Linked DNA regions of Mus musculus: all the other regions are linked to region 2. A link is a loop called in an ENCODE intact Hi-C map of the cell type or tissue named here. Cell type or tissue: heart. All regions are shown on one strand.

Region 1 (8,000 bases), 79 kb before region 2:
TGGTGAAAGCATCTCTGGAAAAACTGTCTGACCTACATGCATGCCGTGCGTGGTACATACTTACCTACCCTCATAAAAACCTCATTCATTCATTCATTTACACTCGCACAAACACACACACATCTTGTGGACAGATTGATGGTACTTTAGTTCAGGTCACAAAATGACATGACATCAACATTTGAATCAAGGTTTATCCTAATAAGAGACTTCTAACCAGATATAACTGGCCACCCCCAAAACACATTTAAAAATTGGCAGCATTCTGCCGGGCTTGGTGGCACACGCCTTTAATCCCAGCACTTGGGAGGCAGAGTTCGAGGCCAGCCTGGTCTACAGAGCGAGTTCCAGGACAGCCAGGACTACACAGAGAAACCCTGTCTCGAAAAACCAAAAAAAAAAATTGGCAGCATTCTAAATATGAGCCAGACAGAGCCTTGGCTAAGTGTGTGTCTGTAGAAGTGTGTGCTTTTCTGGGTATTTGCTGAAAGGGAGGATGGGTAAGACAAAGGTTAGCTAAGACAAAACTGGGCAGGAGTCCCAAAGGAGGCAGAGAATGGAAGAGGTAACACTACCTAAGAGGCTTGGTGAGAAAGAATGTGCCAAACATTTTCATAATAGGCACAGTTTTGAATCTGTCACTGTTGGTTCATATTTAACCCGTTAGCCCCCATGTCTCTTGTCTATATACAAAATATTCAAAGAGTCACAGACAACAACCTCAACAAATCTCAAAATCACGAAGCTCAGGGAAAAGCTAGATAGTAGTATACCTGGAATAATTCCATTTAGTTAAAGTTCTTTTTTTTTTTTTTTTTTCCGAGACAGGGTTTCTCTGTGTATCCCTGGCTGTCCTGGAACTCACTTTGTAGACCAAGCTGGCCTCAAACTCAGAAATCCACCTGCCTCTGCCTCCCAAGTGCTGGAATTAAAGGCGTGTGCCACCCCCCCCCTCCAGCTTAGTTAAAGTTCTAGAAGATGAAAGTTAAAGAGAACAGTCACCTGGGGATGAGGCAGAGAAAAGCAGAGAACAAGATCACTCTGTGAGAACTCCAAAGCAGGGGCAAGGCTTCCGGGACTTACATGAGTGCTGAAAATCAAACTGGACACTAAGCATGTGCAGTCTGTGCACACCAATGAGACCTTGGTACCCCTTTCCCCCCAAAATGAAAGATTAAACGATGAAGGCCAGGATCAAAGGTTCAGTCTTGTGGCCAACAGCACAGCTGACTTCCGAGCACTAGGGATTTCCCAGCTGTCCTCTTCTCAGCCCAATGAGAATTCCTCACCTCCTGTACTGTTTCCTAGACAGCTGGCACCCCTCCTCCCACCACCAGTGTTTTCTTCCGCCAGGTCTCCTCCTTAACTGCCTGAGGTAGCTCACTCTAACTGGAAAATGTCCACTGAAAAATGCAAACCTATGTTCTAAGCATTTTCCTTTCTTGCCTGATGCTAATTTAAAAATATCAGTCACCTGCTTTTATATGAAGTCAACTCAGCCATGCTCACATAGACATGTGGCATGGTTGTCCTGGCCACATGTATTAAACGACATGAAAAGCAGAGGCTGAGATCGTGGCTCAGTGGTGAAAACTTGCCCAGCATGCTCTGAGGCTCTGGTTTTCATTGCCAGCACTAGAGAAAGAAAAAGGAAAAACAAAGTCCTATTTCCACAATTTCATGGGTGACAGTGAAAATGCTCAAAGGCCACTGTACCCATCGGCTACTGAACTAGATAGTATAAAACAGAGCAGGCCCATTGTCACAGAAAGTTCACTGGGCAGAATGGTTGCTCCAAAGGGGGTCCTTGGGCCTCAGGAACTGAAGCATCAGTGTGGAGAGATGTGCAGAGAAACAAAAAGCCAGCTTCCCTTCTCATCACACCAGCTAGAATCTCTTTGCCGGTACCAGCAGGGAAATGAGAATAACTCTGGGTGGAGCAGGCCAAAAGATACTAAATTCTTCAGAGCTCCTGAGTGATAAGGATCATTCGTGATCTCTTTAGTACATGGTTGGATGCTAGAAGTTGGGGTTGGGGGGCAGAAGTAGCCTGATAAACCTTTCCCTGACAAAGCAATAGAAGTGGCACTTGGGAAGGTAGGAGGGTATTTGAGTTGAGAAGAATGGGCCTCTAACCACTTCAAGTAGAAATGTGAGAAAAGGGTATCATCCTGGGTCTTTCAGGAAAAAATAAATCTTGGGTCAAATTCTGAGTTTGGATTCTGTTTGTGTAGCAGCAAATGCCACAGCATCAGCAAATGTCCAGAGAACCCACTGGAGTTTCTTGAGATAACCTGAAGGGTGCTTCTACCACATCCTTAGGGCTAAGAAAGATAACGGCAATAATAACGACAATACTCTGTCTTTCAAAAAACATCTTTTTTCCTTGATCTAAGTGCTTGTCTACTGCAAGGAAAAAGGCTAGTACAGTTAGCTGCCTTTCTAGTCCTTTTCTCTTCCAGAGGAAAATGACCAAGGGATACAAACCACTTTACATTAGAACAGTACCAATCAGTAACAACTCGACAGATTATGAGGCCCAAGTCTGAGTTGAAACATTAGGGGCACTGCCCTCGCTTCTAAATCCACCTTGCCACAGTTCTCTTTCTAGGTAACCAGTGGTCAACAGTGATACTTGTAGTGAACCTGATTCACTACTTTTGGTAACTCACTCATTTTATAAAACAGCTACAACTGAAGGTCTGAGAGAAAGAGGGAGAGGCTGGGTAAGGTGTGTGGTCCCCGGGGGCAGGATAGCCAGGCTGGTTTCTTCTGTCAACACTACAGCTGAGCCCCTCCTCTCAGGTTCTGAGTCCCAGAGAGGGAACCACCTGGTATCAAAACATACTGGTATCAGGAAAGAAGGAAAGGGCTGCGATGTTGTCTCTGTTTAAAAATTTTAAAAACCTAGGATTCTGTCTTCCCAGAAAGCTGCTGACAGCTCAGATTACCCATATCTGACTAAGCTTAAACAAGCAAAGTGCCCGGGACAGCAATTCTGCAGCACAACTCTGCATGCAGTGATGCATCGCTCCGGGCTATTACACCATCTCATCACCCATCCCTGTTTAGAAAAGGAAACTGTAGTCTTTTTACAGAACTGAAGATAAGCATGCAGGTCTTTCCACAGGAGCTAGGATGCTGTTTACAGTGTTTAGTCCCCCTTCAGCTTTACCCTCACTGGAGGTCCCTCCAAGGGCATAAATGGGCATTTAACCCCGGCTTCCACCGGGCCAGTTTGGCATCTATTTACTCATTGCATTGCTCAGCTTCCTTTCAAGAGCTGGGTCTTCTGCACAACCTAAGCCCCACGTACACTCACTGCTCCGTCCAGCTTGTTATTAAGCTGGAAGGCAGAGGCATCCTCCCCGGGGGACAGTGTCAACACTCAAGCAGAAACCATTTTACAAGGATGTAACTTTGCCTTACCACAGTACACCTTCATTTTCTTCTTTTTCTCCACATTAGTGATCTTGACTATGTAAGTATGGAGGCAAGGGGAAGAAATAATACCCAAGTCCTTTGCCAATGTATCAAAAGTCCCCAGAGAGTCAGGGCTATGGAGAGTGGTATCAGGCACAAGACAACTCCAGGGCAGGTCTAGAAGGACCAAACACTGCAGACTTCTAGGGTACTGCCCCACTAGGCAGCAATATGAACCCAGAAGGTAAGGCTTAAGCTGTTGCCAAGGTCTACCCTGTTACTTGGCCTGTCCTTTTGTCTGTGGTCAGTGTGTGACCTTGATCTAGCCCAGACAGTTTCTGGAGCCAGTTCCCTGTTTCTGAGGTCACCCAAGCCCTCCTCACATCCTTTGAGGCTTTTGAATCCCCCCATATGTAGAGAACTTGATTAAGCCAGTTATGTGGTGCCCATGCATTCACAGCAAAATCTTGACAATCAAAAGGCAAACCATGGAAAGTATGAATGATTCAAGATAAGCAAAGCTTTTATCCTAGCTGTGATGCAGGGCCACTAACTTAATAAGAAGCCAAAATATCAAGATCGACTCTTAATTTCAATAGTAGTCTCTAAGACTGTGTCAAGTCAACTTCACTTAAATGGAATTTAACCTCATATAAGAAGGCACTTCCCATCATAAACCGAAGAGCATTTATTTCTAGAATTGTAGAATTCTGGGCTTTGTGATTCTAGGGCAACTTGCTCCAAAGACGGGAAGGAATAAAACCCAGAGCCAGCAGGCGGCAGCCAAGGTCAGAGGACAGCAGGAATGGGGGCCCATGTCTCCCGGACTCTGCACAGGCTGTGCTCTAGGTCCCAATTGGATGGAGAAAGTGGCACTCCCAGCAGCATCGGCATCAGCATCAGCATCAGCAGCATACTGCCGGCTGAGCCGAGCTGGCTGCTCCACGCTACCCACACCGTCCCTCACCGTCCCTCTCCGCGGCGGCCGGGGCCCACGCACCTCCTCGGCCTGTTTGCGCAGCGCCTTCTCGCGCTCGTATTGCGTGAGCAGCTGCTCGTTGTCCTCGCGTAGGAGCTCCAGCTCCACCTCGTGCTCCTGGTTCTCGCTCAGCACCGAGTCAAGGTTCTCCAGCACGTTCACCACCAGCGGCATGAGCTCCTTGACCACCTCCTCGTCATAGCAGTGAATGAGGCGCTCGAACTCGCGGTAGATGGAGCCCGCCAGGCCCGACACACGCTCCGACATGACCGAGCCCGAGCAGTAGTCGTCTTGGTACACCACCACTCCTCCTCCCTCGTCCATCTGGATCTCCATCATCGCGGCTACCGCCGCCGCCGCCAGCGCGGCTCGTTCCGGGGCCCGAATCCACGGGCCGCTGTCACCTCAGGCAGCCGCTACCTTAGGACGTGCCGCCGCCCAGGCCGCGCCCGTCACTCCCTTGCCGGAAGTCCCGCCTGGCTGCGGGGGTGGAGCCCCATCCAGTTCCGCCCCGAGCGCCTTGACGCTAAAGGAACGTTTCCGGCTGCGTTGCTGGTGGCTCTTGAGGACGTAGCTCAGTCTGATTGGAGTGACCTGGATGCTTCTCTATCTCTGTCCTGTTTGTCTTCAGACCTTTGTCATACATACTCTGGCCACCCTCAACGTTCACGCGACATGTGTCGCTTGCCCTGTTTCTGGTTGTTTCCCGCTCTGCTGGTTGCTTAGTTCCATGCAGTGCTTCATTTTGCACAGGACACCAGGTTCTAAAATCCTTATGTGTGGCGGTACTTTTGAGACAGAAATATAAAGCGAGTCGATCTATATGTGTTCATTTGCTGGGGACACCATGAACCTGACTTTGAACTACTTGCTTTTTTTTCCTCTTTCTTTTTTTTTTTTTTTAAATTTATTTAATGTATTCACCGTTGCTCTCTTCAGACACACCAGAAGAGGGCATCAGAACCCATTGTAGATGGTTGTGACCCAACATGTGGTTGCTGGGAATTGAACCTAGGTCTTCTGGAACAACCAGTGCTCTTAACCACTGAGCCATCTTTCCTGCCCTTGAACTACTTTCTTGCTTACGTGGTTTTCCCGGTCCCCAAAGCCTTCCAAGGCAGCTCAGATTCACATCCTCTTAAAAAAAAAAGTTACTTGTTATTTTATGTGTATGTGTTTGGTTGTATGTAGACTTGTGCATCACACACATTCCTGGTGTCTGTGAAGGCCAGAAGAGGGCATCTGAATTGGAGTTAAGAAGGTCAGTTGTGAGCAGCCATATGGATGGCCAGAACTGAACAGAGGTCCTCCCCTCTAAGAGCAAGTACTCTCAACTGCAAGCCACCAGATCTTACTCTTAACCAACACAGTCCTTCTTGTAGCTGAAGTCCAGAGCACTTAAAACATTCCTCACAATTTCATATGCAAAGTCTTACTGTGTAGCACTGGCTGACCTGGAACTTGGTATGCCTGGCTTCTGCCATTCAGTATACACCATTACCTGGGGCTATACTTCCCTCATCTTTCCAAACACATAGATAAATACCTACTCTAAGAGATTGTTTTGTAACATGCCTCAGACCTTAGCACAACTCACTCCATGATGGAAGTCCAATTCAGGCTGTAAAACTCGGCATGTAGATAGCACCACCTGCCAAAAGAATGAAAACAGACCCAATCCCTCAGTGTGGATAGTTCTGAGAAAGTCTCTAAATTCCTAACTTTGCTTTTTGGCTTCTGTAGTTCTGCCTCTGACTAACTGTTCTTGTTAACTGAAGCATGCCAACCCAGAACATGGCTTTGCCCTTAAAAGCTCATCCTGAGAAAGGCTCAAGGCCTTTCTTGTTTGAGATCCTAAACACCCAGTGTACTCACCAGCCAGCTAATAAAGACTTTCCTATTGGCTTAAAACTATGTCAGAGCATTCTTCCACGGTGAACACCCCACAACATTTTCAGGTTGCCTGAATTTTGATACTGATTTAATTTTTCAAGCCTGCAAAACTGAGCCTACGTATTATATTATCAACCAACTAGGAAAACAGGCTGACGAGAAGGGGCATACTGCAGTAGCACTTGCAGTGACTGCTACCCGAGCCAGTTATTAGTATTTACTGTAGATGGTGTTTCACTTGTATGTGCCCTGTGCCCACAGAAACCAGAGGAGGGTGCTGGACGCTCTGGAGCTGGAGTTAACTAGGGGTTTTGAGTGTCACGTGGGCTCTGGAAATAGCATCTAGATCCTCTGGTAGAGCAGCCAGTGGTCTCCCCACAGGTCCAGTCCCACCGGAGTTAGTTTTTAATTGCCCAAATGAGGAGCCAGAACAAACTGATAAAATGATTAATTCTTTAAGATTTTTTTAGAGTTATTAACTTTGTATGGTATGAGTGTTTTGCCTGCCTATGTATATATCACATGGATGCCTATGTATATATCAATCACATGGATGCCTAGTGCCCATAGAGGCCAGAATCATTGGATCTCCCAAAGCTGGAATTACAGTTGTGAGTCACCATGTGGGTCCTGAGAACTGAACGTAGGTCCTCTGCTAGCATAGCAAGTGCTCTTAAGCACCGAGCCATCTCTCCAGTCCCCTGGTAAACAGATTACAGTTACAAGATTGTGTTTAGGGGTTATCTGAGTATTTTGTTTTAGGTCTCAGCAATTTTAACCCCATAAGTTCTTTTCCTGAGACAGGGTCTATATAGCTTTGGCTGTCCTGGAGCTTATGTTGTAGACTAGACCAGAGTACGTTCTAAATTCAGAGGCAGAGGGACCACCTGCCTCTGCCACCCAAGTACCGGGACTAAAGGCATGAACCATCCCTGTAAATTCTTAAAGTTAGAACATCACAGTGGGGGCACCTCCCACCAACAAAGGGACAGACCAACTGACTTGAAAATTACCCCCCTCCCCCCCCCCCAAAAAAAGGGAGGAAAGGCCTGGAGAGATGGTTCAGGGGTTTAGAGCACTGACTGCTCTTCCAAAGGCCCCGAGTTCAATTCTCACCAACCACATGGTGGCTCACAAACATCTGTAATGGGATCCGATGCCCTTTTTCTGGTGTGTCTGAAGACAGCTACAGTGTACTCATAAACAAATCTTTAAAAAACAAAAAAACCTCACTCTGTAGACCAGGCTGGCCTCAAACTCAGAAATCCGCCTGCCTCTGCCTCCCAAGTGCTGGGACTAAAGACATGCGCCACCACTGCCCAGCGAGACAGTGTCTCTTTACATAGATCTGACGGACTTAGAACTATGTGGATCAGTCTGGCCTTGAACTTACAGAAAGATCTGTCTGCCTCCCAAGTGTGTGCACCACAAGTTCTAGTGCTCCTTTGTTGTTAACATAACTGGGGGCAAGTTTGTTAAACTGATCAAAGCAAAGTGAGTTAAAAAAAAAAAAGGTTCTCCCACCCCCACCTGAAACAGGGTTTCCCTGTGTAGCCCTTACTGTCCTGGAACTCACTCTGTAGACCAGGCTGACCTCAAACTCAAGAGATCCACCTGCCTCTGCCTCCTGAGTGCTGGGATTAAAGGTGTGTGCCACCATAAAAATATTAAAAAAAAAAAAAGAAAGAAAGAAATGCCACCCTTT
Region 2 (8,000 bases):
TTTGACTTCAGGTGAACTTAGGATAAAAACAATAAACCAGCCTCTACAGCCATTCAAGAGCAAAGTTATAGAAATGAAAAATGCCTGCCGTCTCTCTCTTTATCACAAAAAAAAATTGTAGAACTATACTAGAAAAATTTTTATTCAAGTCAAAGTATCTACTCTTCTGTCCTCAGAGGAAAAAAGCACAGCTATGCAGAGACAACCAAACAAGGAGGGCCTCCCTCTTCTCCATAAGTCACTCTTCCCAAACTCCCATCACAATGAGACTTAGAAGATGGAACCAGCAGAGAAACTGCCACTGCTTCAGCTGTCAGCTCCCTTCACATATGCAAACCAGGGTTTTTTCCAAGTCAGAGCTGCACACTCAGGCACTCCTCACTTCTTACTGACCTATGCTGGCCAGCCAAAGTGGACATTTCCAGTGTGCGGAAGAAGCGCTCCTCCAGAGAGCCATTTCTGAGGGTTGTGACACAGTGCGCTTAGGCATGTGGCCACACCTGATCTCTCCTGGTCGTGGACAGAGGTGACTGATGACTGAGCACAAGTTTCTGCAAGGCCAGCCCGGGGATGTCCAGGGCACGGTGAGGTGTATCTGAATGGCCTGTGCAGCACACGAGTGGATGGCAGCTACCGAGAGAACTTAGCAGGAAGGCAGGCACTGCCAAAGAAGCTGCCAGAGGAAACAGATTCTCACTCCCTCCTAGAAGCACTAGGATAGCTTACTTTACTACAGCCACATAGTGGACAGCAATCAGAACCAGAAGCACCAGTGATCTATGGGAGAGGTTAACGGGGAACCTCTTCTTCTTGTGCAAACAAAAACGAACCGCTCTCATCATTTCCCAGCTCCCAACCCACTCAACTCTAGCTTCAGCACCCTTACTATGTACAGTTACTTATGAGTTAGCTGGCGTGCTTACAGGAACCCCAGCAGCCAAACTTAAGAGGCATCAACAACTGCAGTTGTTCCTCTTTTCTCAAGTGGGTGCATCTTGGACAGAAAAGCAGATCTGAATGAACAGAGAGAACTGAGTGGTCAAGGCATGGCAGGTGAGGTACCGGTGGGAGTGCACATGCAGGCCTTCCTGAGACACCACCACCAAAGTCACTGTAGACGTCGGAACTTAGCACAGACCCCAGAAGCTCCAGCACACCTGTATCCTCTAGTGAAAAGGGACTTTACAAAACAATCAAGTTTGTAAACTCGTGTTTTCCTAATACCAAAATAATAAACTTGTGAGGCGGCTTTTAGTTTTAGAAACATACAAAGTGACCTCATGCTTACATCTTTAAACTGGCATACTCACTCCAGAAATTCTTTTGGTGATGTCATGAGTCTGGATGAGGCAGAAGTGAGTTTAATGGGACACATCTGCGTCAGACCCTCAATACAAGTTCTCTACTGGCTATTGAAATATTTTCTTTTTAAAACCACCAAGATCACCTTAGTAATTTAAATCAACATTCCCTAAGAAATGAAAAATTTGAACTACTATAGTTCAAGTGCTGCTATAAATAAATGTTTTGGGTTTTGTTTTTTAAATACAGAGTCTCACAATGGAGCCCTGGCTGGTCAAAACCTTGCTATGTAAACCAGGTTGGCCTCAAACTCTGAGAGATCTACCTACCTCTGCCTCCCAAGTGCTTAGATTAAAAGTATGTCTTCATGCCTGGCTGTAAGTATGGAGAACTCACTGAAAATTGATGTCACATTTGTTATTTTATTTTTTTAAAAAGTGTTATATAAGCCAACTATCAATTATATCGGTTTTGGCATGTAATCTTAGCACTCAGGAAACTGAGGCAGAACTATGAATTCAAGGCCTTAGTGAATTCCAGGCCAGTCCAAACTATCAGCAGATTTTGTCTTTTAAAAAAAAAAGGCGGGAATGGGGTGGGGGGCAAACTTGGTCTGAAAAGAATGTAAGAGCAAATTGCCTGCATAGGTAAAAACCAAGATGCTGAAAGATAAAGAGAAAAGCAGACAGGGAAATAAAGGCCTGTGAAGAACCCACATGGCACTTTTTTTTTACTTTGGTAGGAGGCTTCAAGAAAGAAGTTGCAGTCTCAACACAAGACAGTTCTGTGGGCTGCCCCTGATAGGTCACCGTCAATTTCATCCAGTGGAGATCCTTTCTGGTTCACCAAATATACCTCAGTTGAAACTCTAAGTGTCCCATTTCTCTGTTCTTCAAACTTTGAAGCCAGGAATACTTTGGTGGAAGACAATAAGTCAAAGCCAGCCTCTGCCATTCCATCAACAGCCTCCCCAGTCCATAAATTACAAAAGCCAGTTCCTTTGTTCCGTTCCCACTACTTGAGGTGTGGAAATAGAGCAGGAACTTTCTCTGCCTATACTTGAGCTATTGTGCGTAATTTAAAATGGCCATCCATAAAAAACCGTCAGGGACCCTTTGGGAATCTATGTCTCTTGCCCAGAGAAAGGACAATATCACTGCCCTGTATGCTAATATTAAGAGGAAAGCAACAGCCTCCAAGGAATGGAAGGGGGCACGTGCCCCTGCAAGTGCCACCCGAGGAGGTCTTGTCAGACGCCACAGGATAGGTCCCTACCTTTTCCTCGCGGCCCGGAACCGCTGGCACCACCACTGCCCAAAGCACAGGGTGCGTCCTTCCTGGGCCTCTTGCTCTGGGGTCGCACGCTGGACCTTAGGAAATGGTGCTGGTCCTGGGGGCTGCCCTGCGGTGGAGACGGGGTCGGCAGCCCTCTGGGTGGCGCGGGGGCTCCGGAGGCCCGAGGGGTCTGCCCGTCCCTCTTTGTGCTGCTGCTGTCCGCCGCGTCCGCGCCGCCGGGCCCCTCTCCGTCCAGCGACTCCTCATCGGCCGTCCGCTTGCCCAGCTTCTTGAGCCCTTCCTCCCCGCTGCCGGCGTCGCCCAACTTCACTGTCATCCTGCGGCGAGAGAGACGAGGAGCGGTGAGGCGGGCGGCAGGCAGAAGTTTACCGCCGGCCTCCCAACATGGCGGCCGTTGTTTGTTCCAGCGCCGCCCGCCGCCCGCCGCCCGCCCGAGGGCCCACAGAGTGCTGAGCCCGACCGGACCGGGACCCCGCCCCGCCCTTGGATGCCCCTAACCCAGGTAGACCAACACAGCCCGGAGCCACGGAAGGCACGGCAGCATGACCTGGCCTCTGCGCTTTGGGTCCCGCAGTACCGCCGTCCCGCCACCACCTAACCCAAGGAGCCGCAGCTCATGGCCCCCAGCTTGATCCCGCCTCGCTCCCCGCACTGCCCGTGCCTCCCCTCTGCTCCCGAGCCACGCGCGATCAAGCCGCGCACCTGCCTATTGCAACGGCCCGCGCTGCCCTCCGAGCCCCTAGTGCTCCATAGGCCAAAACTGCCGCTCCCTCCAAAGCTGGCATGCAAGAGAGAGACTCTGCACTCCGGAAACCTTCCCAGGAGGGAGATGGCCCGACTACACCTCTCATTCAACAAAGCCTGTTGCATAGAACAGGTTAGAGAACACCGGAAAAGTGACAGCAAACACTGTTATGTTCCAGTCGGATCTTAAGAATAGGAACTGAACTATGTAAACAATTCTGGAAACAACAAAATTCTTGCTTTAACTTCTACCACTGTCATAAGATATCGATAAGCAAAATAATAATTATCTGTAGCTAGGAGAAATTATACTCAGAATAAACTAAAGTTCAGGTACATTCCAACATCTTAAGACAGGCTGTGTACATGATGAAGCAGGACAGAGAAACACTCCGTTCTTTAGCAGACGCTAGGTCCAACATAACTGTTGAAAACATTCCACTTAAAAAGAAAAGCAGACAGAGCAAGGTACCAATGATAACAAAGAAACAGACTGAAGGTAAAGACAGAGATGTAAAACTCGAAGTAACACCATAAAATGGTGCTGCCAAAAACGGTGTGCAATTTTCCTGTTTGGCACTGATCTTTCAAATACTACCTTAAGAAAACCCTGGCACAGAACCACACAAGACACAACCCCACGCTAAATGATTTTATGGCACAAGACTTCGAACCTATTCACTTTTAACCCCCTCACCACGGTTCCCAAAACCCTGTCATTGTGCTAGGGAGCGAAACCCATTCCCAGAACCAGCACTGCCAACAGCACCAAGCAAAATGCATCAATCCAACAGGACCCACTCGCCGGCGCGCTGGGCCCTGTCCCCAGGCACATTCCGGTCGTTCCCCAGAGGCGGTGGACTCCATAGGAGTCCGTCACCGAAACCCGTCACTTCCTGACCGTGGGAGGCGCGGGCACTGTGGGCCTCGTCCCGGCTCCACACCCTTTGTCCCATTTCGGGTGGGAGAAGCTCGCACCTTCCTGAGGAGCTGACCGCTGGCTGCACGCGGCGCAGCCCACGAATACCGCGGCCCCTCCGCGGATCCCGAAGGCTCCCAAGTGCAGCCTACGGTCACCTTTTTCATCCACGCTTCCCGGCAGCCTGGCTCCCGGATCCCGGGCCTCCGCAGAACCGACCGGGCCCGGCAGCTCCGGCTGCGGCGAAGCCGCGACGCCGGGCTGGTGGTCAGGTGTCAGGCGCGGTCACCAAGCACTGTTCCCCTTCGCAAGACCTCTCCGTGGACTGGCGCGCGGCTAACAGGGCTGACGGCACCGGTGCAGCCGCCACTCGCCCTCCCACACCCGGGACGCCGCGCTCTAAACAGTTCCGGCTACGGCGGCCGCCGGGGACCTGAAGTCGGCGCCGGAGCGGGGAGGGGCGAACGTCCCGCAAAAAAGACGAGCACGTCCAGCTTTTCTGCGGGCGCGCCCAACCAGCTAGGCTGCCATTGGTCAGCAGGCGTTACGTGCGCGCGCCCGCACGATGTACAGGGGCGGGCCCGCAACGTGGGGCGTGTTGTGACGGCAACCTCGCGCCCTTGCGGATCATGCGTCTTTTCCGATTGGCCAACCGACAGCCAATAGGATCAGCGTGCTGGCTGTGATTGGCTGAGACTATGTTGACGGATGCGTGAGAAGAAATCACCGCCTCAGCGGGGCGTCTTGAAGCGCGCGGGAACTCGGGTGGGGACTTTGCACTTTGAAAACAGGTTTAAGACCATAAATGTATCGTAGCATAGTCCACTAACACTTTTCCTATTCGAAGCGATAAGGAAATGTGTTTTTAAAACTCTAATGCTTATGCATGTGGCGTTTGAAAAAAGTATCCCAGTTTGCAGGAGGTCCCCGCCTCTGGTTATCCCCTTGGCTCATTGGCGTGGACCGTGCTACTGCGCCTGCTCTTCAGCGACACTCGCCGTTGGCTAACACTGGCTAAAGTGCACACGGTCACCCAGGGAACCCTGTGCCTAGCTGCTGCAAGCCTCTGCTGAGTACCGCTTGCAGCGGTCTCTCGAGGCATCAACGCGCCACGCGCCGGGGCGGTGTCCGGTACTCAGAACGTTCCAGAGAAGCTCTCGAGCCGCGCCTCCCCATCCGATGCAATGCAACTAAGCTCCGCGAGGTGCCGACTGATGGCCTGCGTGGGGTAGGCAGGATGAACTCGGGGAGAAAAGTATTAGGAGCCTTGACGCAGCTTGCCCCGAGTAGCAAATAGATCTGGCCCACCCATCAGCGGAAAACCCAAACTGGTCCTAAAGTGGGCCTAAGACTCAGAGCTGCGCCGGGAGGTACCGACTGTTTTCGGTTCTTTCCGCCGCAAGTCACCAGTGGTCGTTTCGGGAGGCATCGGAGGCGCGGCTGTCCCTCGACTGCTTCCGCTTTCTTTACCGGCGTTGTCCGGGCAACACGGAGGCACAGGGAATCTGGCGAAGTTAGATTCCTATACCTAAGGTGCAGAGGGGTCTGGGGCTGGACCGGGGAGTGGCAAGAGGTGGGATGGGATCGACCTGGGACCTAGAGATGACCTGCCAGGACCCTCTCGGTTCCTCTCTGTGTGCTGGCTTCACATTGTCTCTCTGCACAATCCTAGAGCCCCCTGCTGGACTTTTGAGTTGCGGCGTGAGTCCCCCCCGCCCCCCAATGCATTTAGTATGAAGCTGGGGGAAGACAAAAAAGCCAAAATCCTCTGCTTGGTTAATCTTTGGGTGGCTTGTAAAGATAACATGACCTGAATGGACCACCTTGAACTACACTGTCCTTCAGTAATGTCTACATGATGCAGCTAGTGATCTTATTCTGGCCCAGAGAGCTAAACTTTACATCATTGGTCACTATCCCGAAAGGCTACTTTAGAACCCATCCTCTTGTTGAACAAGAGACTCTAAAAGGAGTATCTTGTCTTTAAGCCTACTTGTTAGTATGACTCCTTGGGCATAATGAATTTGACCTGCTTTCCTAAGAGTTGGCATGATGGAGGCACTCACCTCTGAAAATAATTGAATATAAAAATACTCAGTATAAAAATGAGGATCAGTTGACTGGAAAAAGTGAAATTGGCCTTTTCTTGTTTTATGGCCTACATACTTGAAACTTGTTCCTGATCTAAGGACATTAACAGATTTTTAAATAACTTTTGTGTGTGTGTGTGAGCATCAGCTTCCTAAAGTTGACTTAATATCTTTTTAATTATTTGGCTAATTCTCATTTTAAAGCATAAGTGCTGTGCTCAGAAGTGCCTCATACGTTTAATCCCAGGACTTGGGAGGCAGAGGCAGGCAGATATTTGTGAATTTGAGGCCAGCCTGGTCTACAAAGCAAGTTCTAGGACAGCCAGGGCTACATAGAGAAACCCTGCCTTGAAAAAACAAAACAAATGAATGAAAAAAAAAAAAACCTTAAGCACAAGCGAAAGAAAGAATGAATAGTTAGAACATTGTATAAAATGGACATACTGAAGTTGACATGTTGCCCTTTTTAAAAAAAAAAAAAGAAAAGATTTTTCTTATTTTGAGGCAAGATCTCACTATGTATCTTTGGCTGCCTGGAACTCACTGTAGTAGACCATATTTGCCTCAAACACATAGGGACCTCTGCTTCTTCTGAGCTGGAATTGAAAGCTTGTGCCACCATAGCTGGCTTACTTTTAATGTGTATATGTACAGGCGAGGCCAGTGGGGCATCAGATCCCAGAGGAAGCTGCCTGATGTGAGTGCTGGGAACTGAGCTCATGTATCTGGAAGACTCTCCTAACCACAAAGCCATCTTTCCAGCCCATGCAACAAATTAAATGCAGCCTCTCCCCCATCACTGTCGCTTGGTGGTCCTGACTGTCCTCTACTAAGTCGTAGCTAGAAGACGTTCTTGGGCTTTTTGGTTTCCATGAAGTTGAACGCTGTTTTTCTCTGTAGAGATGTTCTTTGATGGGTAGTTTACTTTTATTTTGTTTTAATGTTTTCTTTGAAAGTATCTGTGTACATTGAAACGATACTTATCGAATGAGAATGATCAAGAATTATTTGAAACACCACCCCCCTCCCCCCGTTTCAGTACTTGCTACTTGCATTCTCTGTTTAGTTCTCTCTTTGATAGCAATGAATTTTACTTCTTTTCCAGCACACCGTGGGTCATGCCAAGTTTAATCTTTTGCTTCTAATTTTATAGTTTTCCTTAATAGAATAATCTCTAACAAATGAATTGGCTTGCATTCATTTAAGAAACATTTTAAAGCTGCTACGTGTCCTTGTAGGTTTGCTTCCATTTTGTAATTCTGCGCGTAGTCACTAGGGGTTGGTTTTCCCGCCCTGCAGGTTTCATCCTTGACTAGGTCTGTGCGTCATCATGGCTCTGTATTTTGACCACCGAATCAAAGCTCCAGACACACCCAGCTCTCCCTCCCACATCACCTGGCACCCCACCCACCCATTCCTGGCAGTCGCATCTATAAGCCCATCTTCTGGAGGCAACGTAGACATCTACCTTGAGCAAGTGAGTCCCTGGAGCTATGTCGGCTTCAGCAGCTCCTGATTCTTGTGTTCTTTTCTCTTCCTGAGTCATGGAGGCCAGGAGGCAGCATAACTCGGCACGAGAGTTCTCCTAATCAGGTCTTCCTAAGGGCCAGTTATTCCCAAGCATCGAAGCCACGATATCCTGCACTTCT
Region 3 (8,000 bases), 69 kb after region 2:
GTCAGCAGATGTGTCGATTTTAGATTGCATCCTCATATTTATGAGGCCCTTTATTCTCGTACTCTCAAACAGTGCATGCTATTTAAAGAGACGTTTCCAACTCCCAGGGTAGTGCATAGACCCCAGAACAAGAGAGCTGGGAAAGGAAAAGGCCACCATGGGCGTCAGGGAGGTAACACTCTGCCCTTTGCTGCTCTGTGCCTCCTCTGGTCTCCCGGACATCCCAGCCAGAGTCTCCTGCACTGTCCGAAAGGCCCTGACCACCTCAGCCGTTAAGACAGAACTCAGCCACATGTTCTCACACTTCTTGTTTTCCTTATTAAGTAATATTTCTTTCTAACCAAGGAAAAATGACTTGCTTTGATTAGGATACCCATCTTTCATCCTTCAGCCACATGTAATGGCAGAGAAGGAGCCTCCAGCCACGGGAGTGACTTCTTGTGAAGGAAGCCACAGACAGAGTCTAAGCTGAACAGTGGAGCTCTGTAGCGTTGCTTGTCAGGGTGGGCAGGAGGTGCAGGTTCCCTGCTGCCACCCTCAGCATGGACGGACACAACCTCCCCTCACCTAACCACTGGAAGGTGACAGAAAAATAACAAGACTTACGTTTGACGGTGCCTCGGGACTCCTGGAAACCTGCTGATTCCGAGCCCCATCCTAGAACCTCACAGTCATGGGTGTCCACCTGCCCAGTTCGAGTCCCAGGGCTTGTGACTCCCTTACCCCTGTCCACCAGCCAGCAAGACTTCCACAGCCCCACACTCCGCTTGCGTCCGTCCTCCAGCGTCTGGTACACCCAATTGGGGGTGAAGGCTGCTGCGTTGTTGAGGATGAGGGAGACCAGGGCCACCAGCACAGCGGTGGCCACAAGCTTCTGGAGAGTCATCTCTGACTTCCAGGACTGTCTATCTCGGAGAGTTCCAAGTCCCAGTCAGCCGCTGTGCATCCAGAGAAAGCCAAGATGCTGCTAGGGGTGGCTAGAGGACATCAGCACTCATCCTTGGGAAGCTATGCGGCAGCTCCAGCCCGGCACAGGAGGATGTCGCCCATGGGACGGGTCCAAGAGAGCTACTCACAGCCCTGTCTTAGCCTGCCTCTTGAGCCTGGAGCAGGGACAAGCCTGTGCTGAAGCTGGTCTCCCCAAGACCCATTCCAGGGAGAAATCTGGGGCACTGGCTGCACCAGCGAGAATCCAGAGTTGTAAGTGGGTCGTCTTCTTTGGAACAGAGGCCAGGGAGGCTGTGTCCACAGTGCCTCTTGCCTACAGCAGTGGAAAATGGACAGCAACTCGGGAGGCAGGCACAGCGTGGGAATCAGCCAGGTTACGCGCCTCAGAACGGGCTGTGGGAGCCAGTCTGATGGAGGAACAGGGTTGTGGACGCAGTGTGGGTTTGGCCACCTCTCTGCTATGTATCCCGTCTTGGTATCTCTGCCACAAATGGCAGGTCCTGAAAAGCAGAACGCCTGCCACAAGGAAGCATGTGTATGCGCGTATGTGTGTGAGCTCCCGTTTCCCTGTCTCTCAGCAGAGAGGAAATGGTTGTTTTTGAGGCTGTTTTTGGTGAGCAGGAGGGCGTAGCCAACTGCAACAAATAGCAGCCCTGCCACAGAGCCAGACACTAACAGGATGTGCTTCCTGATGGGAAAGGCCTGGGGAGACTTCAGAGGCCTGCTCCAGCCCACCACTGGCTGCCCCTCCCCATCTTCCTGTCCCATAGGAATAGTCAGGGATGCCAGCCAGGACACTCATCTTCTTACCTGTTGCCGTCAAACCTAGCCAGCTGTGCTAGGTCCCGGACCAGGGGATGCTGCAGACAGCACGGGCAGGCAGAATCCTCAGGGACTAGGTGTCCATCCATCCATCCATCCATCCATCCATCCATTGCCTAAGGCATGATAGGTGCTGTGAATCCCCAATGTCTAAAGCAGTGGTTCTCAGTCTGTAGGTCATGACCTCTTTGGGGGTCAAATGACCCTTTTACACGGGTCACCTGAGACCATCAGAAAACACAGATATTTGCATTAGAATTCATAACAATAGCAAAATTACAGTTGTGAAATAGCAACAAACTAATTTTATGGTTGGGGGTCACCACAACATGTGGAACTAATGGCAGGACAGAGTAAGGTGTAGAGGCACCTGAGGCAGGCCACCATCTGCTGACAGAGATCCATTCACCTCAAGGGAGCAAGTGTACTCAGACCTTACAAGGAAGGGGAACCTTGAGGAACCTCTGCAAGGGGTTGTTCTTGGGCTGGCAAGAAAAGGTGGGATTCTGTAAGGGGTTGTGCCACCAAGCAGGCTGGATAGCTGATGTGACTTCTGAGCAGCCAAGTTTGCTTACTAGCAAAGTGCTCGCTCCCCTGAGGCTGGACAGAGCGACTGTACATTTGCTCTCCTTCCTCATAGCGCTTCAGCTCTGGTAAATAAAAGCCACCAGGTCTGAGACTGTGTCCCGCCTCCAGAGCCTCCCACCAGGGTTCCAGAGCTGCATAAATGAACACAAGAACGCAGGAGCTGTGGGCTGAACCATCTCAAACACACGTACTGCACCGCACCGCACCGGGCAGGATTGGGACAGCCTGGTGCTGACTAGTGCACTGGCCGGGACAGGCCGGAACCGACCTTTCCTGTCTTCATGAACTGACATGCTGGGCCACCCCCTACTTCCTAGTGTGGCTGCCTTCAATCACACGTTCCCATATATAGTCAGGCTCCTGGCACTCCTTAAGTTTACATTCCAAAAGGCAAGGACTCTGTCTCTGTCCAGCCTTTTGACTGTCAGCAGTTCTGAGAATGTAAGTCCTCTGAGGAATAATATGATTTTTCACCCTCAAGTTTGTAGCAAGTGTCATTGTGGCTTATTTATATTTTTTATTCTTATTGCTCAGGGCCTGAAGGAAATTTACGCTTCATTCCAGGTCTCTGGGCCAGCCTCCCTGTGGGGTATGTTCTAAGTAGGAGGGACTTGACAAGCCGTGTGGGGTGCCATCTACCCTCAGCTTGTGCTATGACTCCGAAGGCACTTAAGTGGTACAGCTGTCATTGTTTCTGCCTGTGCCTCCCCCCAGAGGCAGAATTAGGGTGCAACATCTCCTACACAACACTTCAGAGATGAAATATTTGAAAGGAAGGTCTCCCAAAGTCTCCGTTAAGAGAACATCTATTTTCCTCCTTTATTTTTTGGGTGGTTAGTAAATGGCTAATTCCCGGTGAGAACCGAGAAGCTGTGTTAAGATTCTCTAACTCTCAAACTGATGACATCCTCCTGTCTCAGCATTGTACAGCTGGCCCTGAAGGCTGCAGGACACGTGTGGGCATCTCAGGGAGGGAAGGCCCTTGCACCAGTTCTGGCTTTGACTTTCCTGAGCTGGGTGGGGAGGAAACCAGGGCCCTGATCCCCACCTGTGCTTCTAGGAACTTTTATTTGCAGGTGTCTGTCCCCTAAACCATCTGCCTATCTGTGTAGGAGGGGAAGCAGGGAGAGATGGACTTAGGAGGGTCCTCTCGTGAGATATGAAGCTCCTGTGTAGGAGGGGAAGCAGGGAGAGATGGAGTTAGGAGGGTCCTCTCTTGAGATATGAAGCTCCGGTGTGGCTGGTAGGAAATCTCTCACCCAGAGGGTTGACCTTTCTGCTGTCTGTTGCCCTGAGTCAGACCTTACATTGTTACTGGAGCTGCATGCTCATCCAGCCCCCACCCCCAGCACTGTGCCACCGCCATGGATTCTCAAGCACACACACACACACACACACACACCCATAGTCGAGAGGAGCATCACAAACGTAGCTCAGCCTAGCTGGTCCCCGACTTGCTCACTCAGGACAGGTCCAGCTGAGTGTAGGTCCTCCCAGAAAGCAGTAGAGGGAGCCAAGCCAGCTCCCTCTGTGGCCACATCTGCTTCTCATCCAGGCGCCTGTAAGCTGATGAAGTACAGATGTGATTCCTCTCCACAGTGTAACTCAGACAACAGGAAATTCTCAAGACTTGGACAGGGCTGAGAGGGTGTTTACTTCTTAGAATCTCTGCCAGATGCACAAATCCCAGAACTCGACACCGGAGTTAGAGCTGTCCTGTCCTTGGAGCAAAGTTGTCAGGGAGTTGTGTACAGAGAATGTCAGGAATCTGGTGGGAGTTGAGATGGTTCTGGACCAGACGCAGCCGCAGAGAACGTAGTGTGCATCTGTGGAGAAGGCTGGCAGCCATTTCTTGGGCCCAGGCTCTTGTAGCAGCTGAGACCTGACCCTCTGCATATTTGATGCACAAAGACCTCAGCCCAGTACAAGAAGGCCTTTGCTGGCATTTAAGGAGCCTTCCTCCCAAATTCATCCTGCCTGGCACAGCCTCCTCAGATCTGTTTGGTCCAGAGGCCTTTGTGAAAATAGTGGACATTTGAGTGGTGTCACATATAGGGACAGGGAGGCCCAGCAACACCAAGAAAAGGCTCAGTGTCCCACTCAATGAAAGGACCAGGCATTCGCCTTGTGCCCACCCTCCTGCTGAGCAAAAAAGAGCCAGGGTGCACACCAGCCAGCTTTCTCTCCAGGCCGGTGACTACAGTCATTTAGATTGTGTTCCAAACCCTGGAAATGGGTGTGTATATACCTGTTGCTTTCTAGACAGTGCAGAAAGAAGCAGGGGGGCTGCTCAGAGAAGCAGAGGCAGCCAAGAGGCCGTATCCGCCCTCCATCCAGCCCCACACGAGGCCTTAGGAGGCAGTGAGAGAAAATTATTACTTTTCATTTGGTTTCATTTTCTTGAGCCTCACCATGTAGCCCTGGCTGTCCTGAAATTTACTGTGTAGACTAGGCTGGCCTCCAACTAACAGAGATCTACCCGCCTCTGCCTCCTGAGAGCTGGGACTAAAGGTGTTCGTCACCACCGCCCAATTTAGGATGGCTTTTTCAGAGTCTCATCTGTAGCTGCCACCTTGCTGTAGACAGGAATGCCCATGCCTCACACTCAGCCCAACCGGCTTGGAAAGGCACTGGCAGACCCTTGTCTGTCCTCAAAGATCTGTGTCGCTTACTGGAGTTGTGCCAGGAGAACCAAGAATTGCCCTGTGATTCCAAACTTACCAGTGGATGACATTTCTAGGAATGGCGGAGACTTAAAGAATGCTGTTCTATAGGGTTCATGGGGATCCCACGGGATCCCATAGGATCCGATGTGAGGCCCGGAGCTCCCTGTGAGAGACCAAACGAAAGGGAAGTAGGGAGTTGGCATTTAAAGAGTGGGACTTAGCCTAGATGACCAGCCTCTAACACTGGTGTGCTGTGTGGGCATGGTTGCTGCTGGATGCTGCCCCCGCTAGGGCAGAGTGGCATTGAGCAGGTTTTGGCCACATGTGCTGCCTCACAGCTACCATGAGTCATTCGAATTCCAAAGCCAAAAGCACGAGGACAGGGAGTCCACCTGCTGCAACAATAAATCAGAAAGGTGATGCCCAGTGAGCAGCGCCTCTTAGAGGTCACCAGCCCGGCTCCTGCGTCACCGCCTCCAGCACAGCTCTTACACGTCCTGGAGATCGCAGAGCAGGTTGTGAGAAGCCCAGACGAGGCAGAGGTGCTTGCAGTGGGGGAGAGCGTCACCCCCCCCACCCCACTGGATGGGTTTGGGATTTCAGTGTGCCTGCTTCCCTCACTCCTACCCCATGTGGCTGTCATGTAACTCTGGTCAGACCTCACCCCCTACAAGCAATAGCTACCAGGTGCATCAGTGCTAAATGTATGCATGCTTGCCTCATGTTACTTGATACACTTACTTACAGAGTCAGTCAGAGTTCCTGCAGGACCCAGACAGGTCAGAATTACCTGTGGACAGAAGGTGCTGGCTTGAAGGAAAGAACACCTGGATATATAAAGCACACCACGGTGGCCACCCCCACCCTCGCCAATGCCTGAGCTAACACAGTGGTGCTTTCCCTCCATTCTGGTCGAGTCAGGGAGTCTAAGATGTGGGTCATCCATGGATCACCTAGCTGCCCACAGTACTACTTGGCCCAGTGGGTGGAGAGACCTCTTCCTCATCCTTCTTCGTGGAAAACGTTCGCAACAATTGTGCTATAGCCCCACTTGTGAAAACAGCAGCTAGTCTTGTGTGGGCAACGGCCCTCCAAGTCCTTAGTTCTGCCACATCTGTGTGGCACGGAAAGGACAGACTTACCCTGCCCCACCTCCTGGAAGGAAGCTGCTTCTCTAGCCAGGCTTTATCTGGGGGGAGCCACTGGAATGTGATGGGAGGGGCAGAGGTAAATGCTTCTACATGGATGCTCCTGTAGCTGCTCTTCGTGGTTTGCACTCTGTGTGTGTGTGTGTGTGTGTGTGTGTGTGTGTGTGTGTGTGTGTGTGTGTGTGTGTGTGTTGGGAGGGACAAGAGAGGTTAACTGCAGGTGTGTGTTCATGCCTGTACTGTAGCATTGCTGTGCTCCTACAGTAGGAAGAACCTATACCTTTTAGGTAGCCTAAGCAAAGGGGACTGCATAGAGTAAACTGGCTCCACCTCTCTATTCAATATTTGTCTTGAGCGTCTGTGTCTGAGACAGAAGTTCCAGGCTCACAATGGACTACCTCAAAATGAGGGACAAGGAAGGGTCCACTGTCCAGCCTGTACTGTAGCACTGCTGTGATCAGGAGCTGGCCCTGCTCCAGGCCCCTGGATTGAATTGGGGCTGTGGGCTCTTCTCTCTCCCCTGACAGCTTCCAAAATGCCAACTTGTGACTCTAGGAGAAGTGATGGAAGGCTGTCATAGCCCCTTCTTCCTGTAGGGTCCCCAACACTGGGAAGACTTCAGGAGAGCACCATAGAGCCACTTGCTCAATTGTGAGCAAGAGGTTCTTTGACCTGACTCAGTGTGTGCTCACAATTAGGAAAGCCATTGTCACTGAGTAGACAAAGTAACACAGGGGTAGTTACAGAAGACTGTCTGTTCCCTTCATCCTCCCCAGAGGCTTTCAAGATCAAGGACACTATGTAAGACATGCCAGGGGGAGACTCAGGATACTTCTCTCTCCTTCCTTATTTTTGAGCAATAGGCATGTGGTACCTAGTCTTCAGTCTTACTGTGTAGGATGTACACAGTACCACATAGGGCCCCCTGCTTGGTGGTTCTGTCCCCTGTCAGCTGCTGGGCACCCAAAGCTTTGGGTTGGAAGCTGACTGGGCCTCCTCTCCTCTGTCTATAGTGAGGCTGTCTGGGAGAACATGGCACGCATGTGTGTGAAGACTCAACGGCTAGATGTTGCCAAGGTGTGCCTAGGGAACATGGGCCACGCCCGTGGGGCCCGAGCACTGCGGGAAGCTGAGCAGGAGCCAGAACTGGAAGCCAGAGTGGCCATGCTGGCCATACAGCTGGGCATGCTGGTGAGTAGTCCCAGTTTCAGACAGACAGACATACATCACTAGGGGACCGAGAGGAAGGTTTGCCACATTGCCAAACTGAGCCTTCAGTAAAAAGGGCAGAGATTGCTAAGCATAGACCAGACCCTCCTCAGCTAAAGTCTAGAAACAAAGGGCTAAGGAGATGGGAGTGAGGGGCTGGCAAGTGAATAGGCAGTCTGGCTGCTGGTCTCCTGGGGTCTGGGGCGTCCCTCAGAATAATTGAGACCACCAGCTTGGTTCCCTAAGGCCTCTGGTCTCAGCTGGGCTTCCTCCTGCCTCCTTGAGTTTTAGCTCATTGCATACTTGCTTTTCTGGAGGAAAGACACCGACGTGCTCGCTCCCCACAGTCAGAGGCCACAGCCTTGACTTAGTGTGCCTGCAGGTACAAGGACAGACCTCTGAACAGGGAGTTGTGGGGGGTAGGTATTTCACCCACACTTATTCTGCATATCAGGAGCACCCCCAGAGAACGTCCTTATCTACAGGGGAGCACAGGCTCTGTAGGACCCCACCAGCAGCCAGCTGGGCTGTAGCAAGGTTCGACATTCCCTTGGTGGTGTACAGGTCTCACTCACAAGTGGTTGGAGTGTCACTTGGGTACGCATTGCCTTTCTTGACT

Evidence for each region. Peaks named below come from ENCODE experiments on the same cell type or tissue, not always from the same donor. Only the 100,000 strongest peaks of a DNase experiment are listed, where the experiment ranks them.
Region 1: a loop joins it to region 2, with 4 times the contacts of the local background. A loop is called at or near these places in 13 of 42 quality-filtered maps.
Region 3: it touches region 2 in a loop (7-fold over the local background); 4 of 42 quality-filtered maps call a loop at or near these places.

Annotation. Positions count from the first base shown.
Region 1 is chr17:24,932,114-24,940,113 of GRCm38, forward strand. It overlaps Mapk8ip3 (mitogen-activated protein kinase 8 interacting protein 3), which reads right to left and starts at 4,864. Exons shown (of 33, transcript NM_001163449.1): 1 at 4,424-4,864. The coding sequence starts at 4,741. In heart, CTCF peaks have their summits at 4,204 (motif pointing right) and 5,356 (motif pointing right); a DNase peak (open chromatin) is centred at 4,898; H3K4me3 peaks cover 2,695 bases; H3K27ac peaks cover 2,205 bases.
Region 2 is chr17:25,011,111-25,019,110 of GRCm38, forward strand. Cramp1l (cramped chromatin regulator homolog 1) reads right to left here and starts at 4,120. Exons shown (of 21, transcript NM_020608.3): 1 at 4,017-4,120; 2 at 2,578-2,915. The coding sequence starts at 2,914. Ift140 (intraflagellar transport 140) reads left to right here and starts at 4,976. Exons shown (of 30, transcript NM_134126.3): 1 at 4,976-5,794; 2 at 7,651-7,828. The coding sequence starts at 7,682. In heart, CTCF peaks have their summits at 3,191 and 5,927 (motif pointing left); DNase peaks (open chromatin) are centred at 4,201, 4,841, 5,251, 5,781 and 1 weaker place; H3K4me3 peaks cover 4,779 bases; H3K27ac peaks cover 4,101 bases.
Region 3 is chr17:25,079,658-25,087,657 of GRCm38, forward strand. Ift140 (intraflagellar transport 140) reads left to right here. Exons shown (of 30, transcript NM_134126.3): 19 at 7,186-7,363. Tmem204 (transmembrane protein 204) reads right to left here and starts at 1,457. Exons shown (of 3, transcript NM_001001183.1): 1 at 607-1,457. The coding sequence starts at 886. In heart, CTCF peaks have their summits at 3,077 and 3,869 (motif pointing right); DNase peaks (open chromatin) are centred at 714, 1,614, 2,624, 3,994 and 2 weaker places; H3K4me3 peaks cover 3,644 bases; H3K27ac peaks cover 7,215 bases.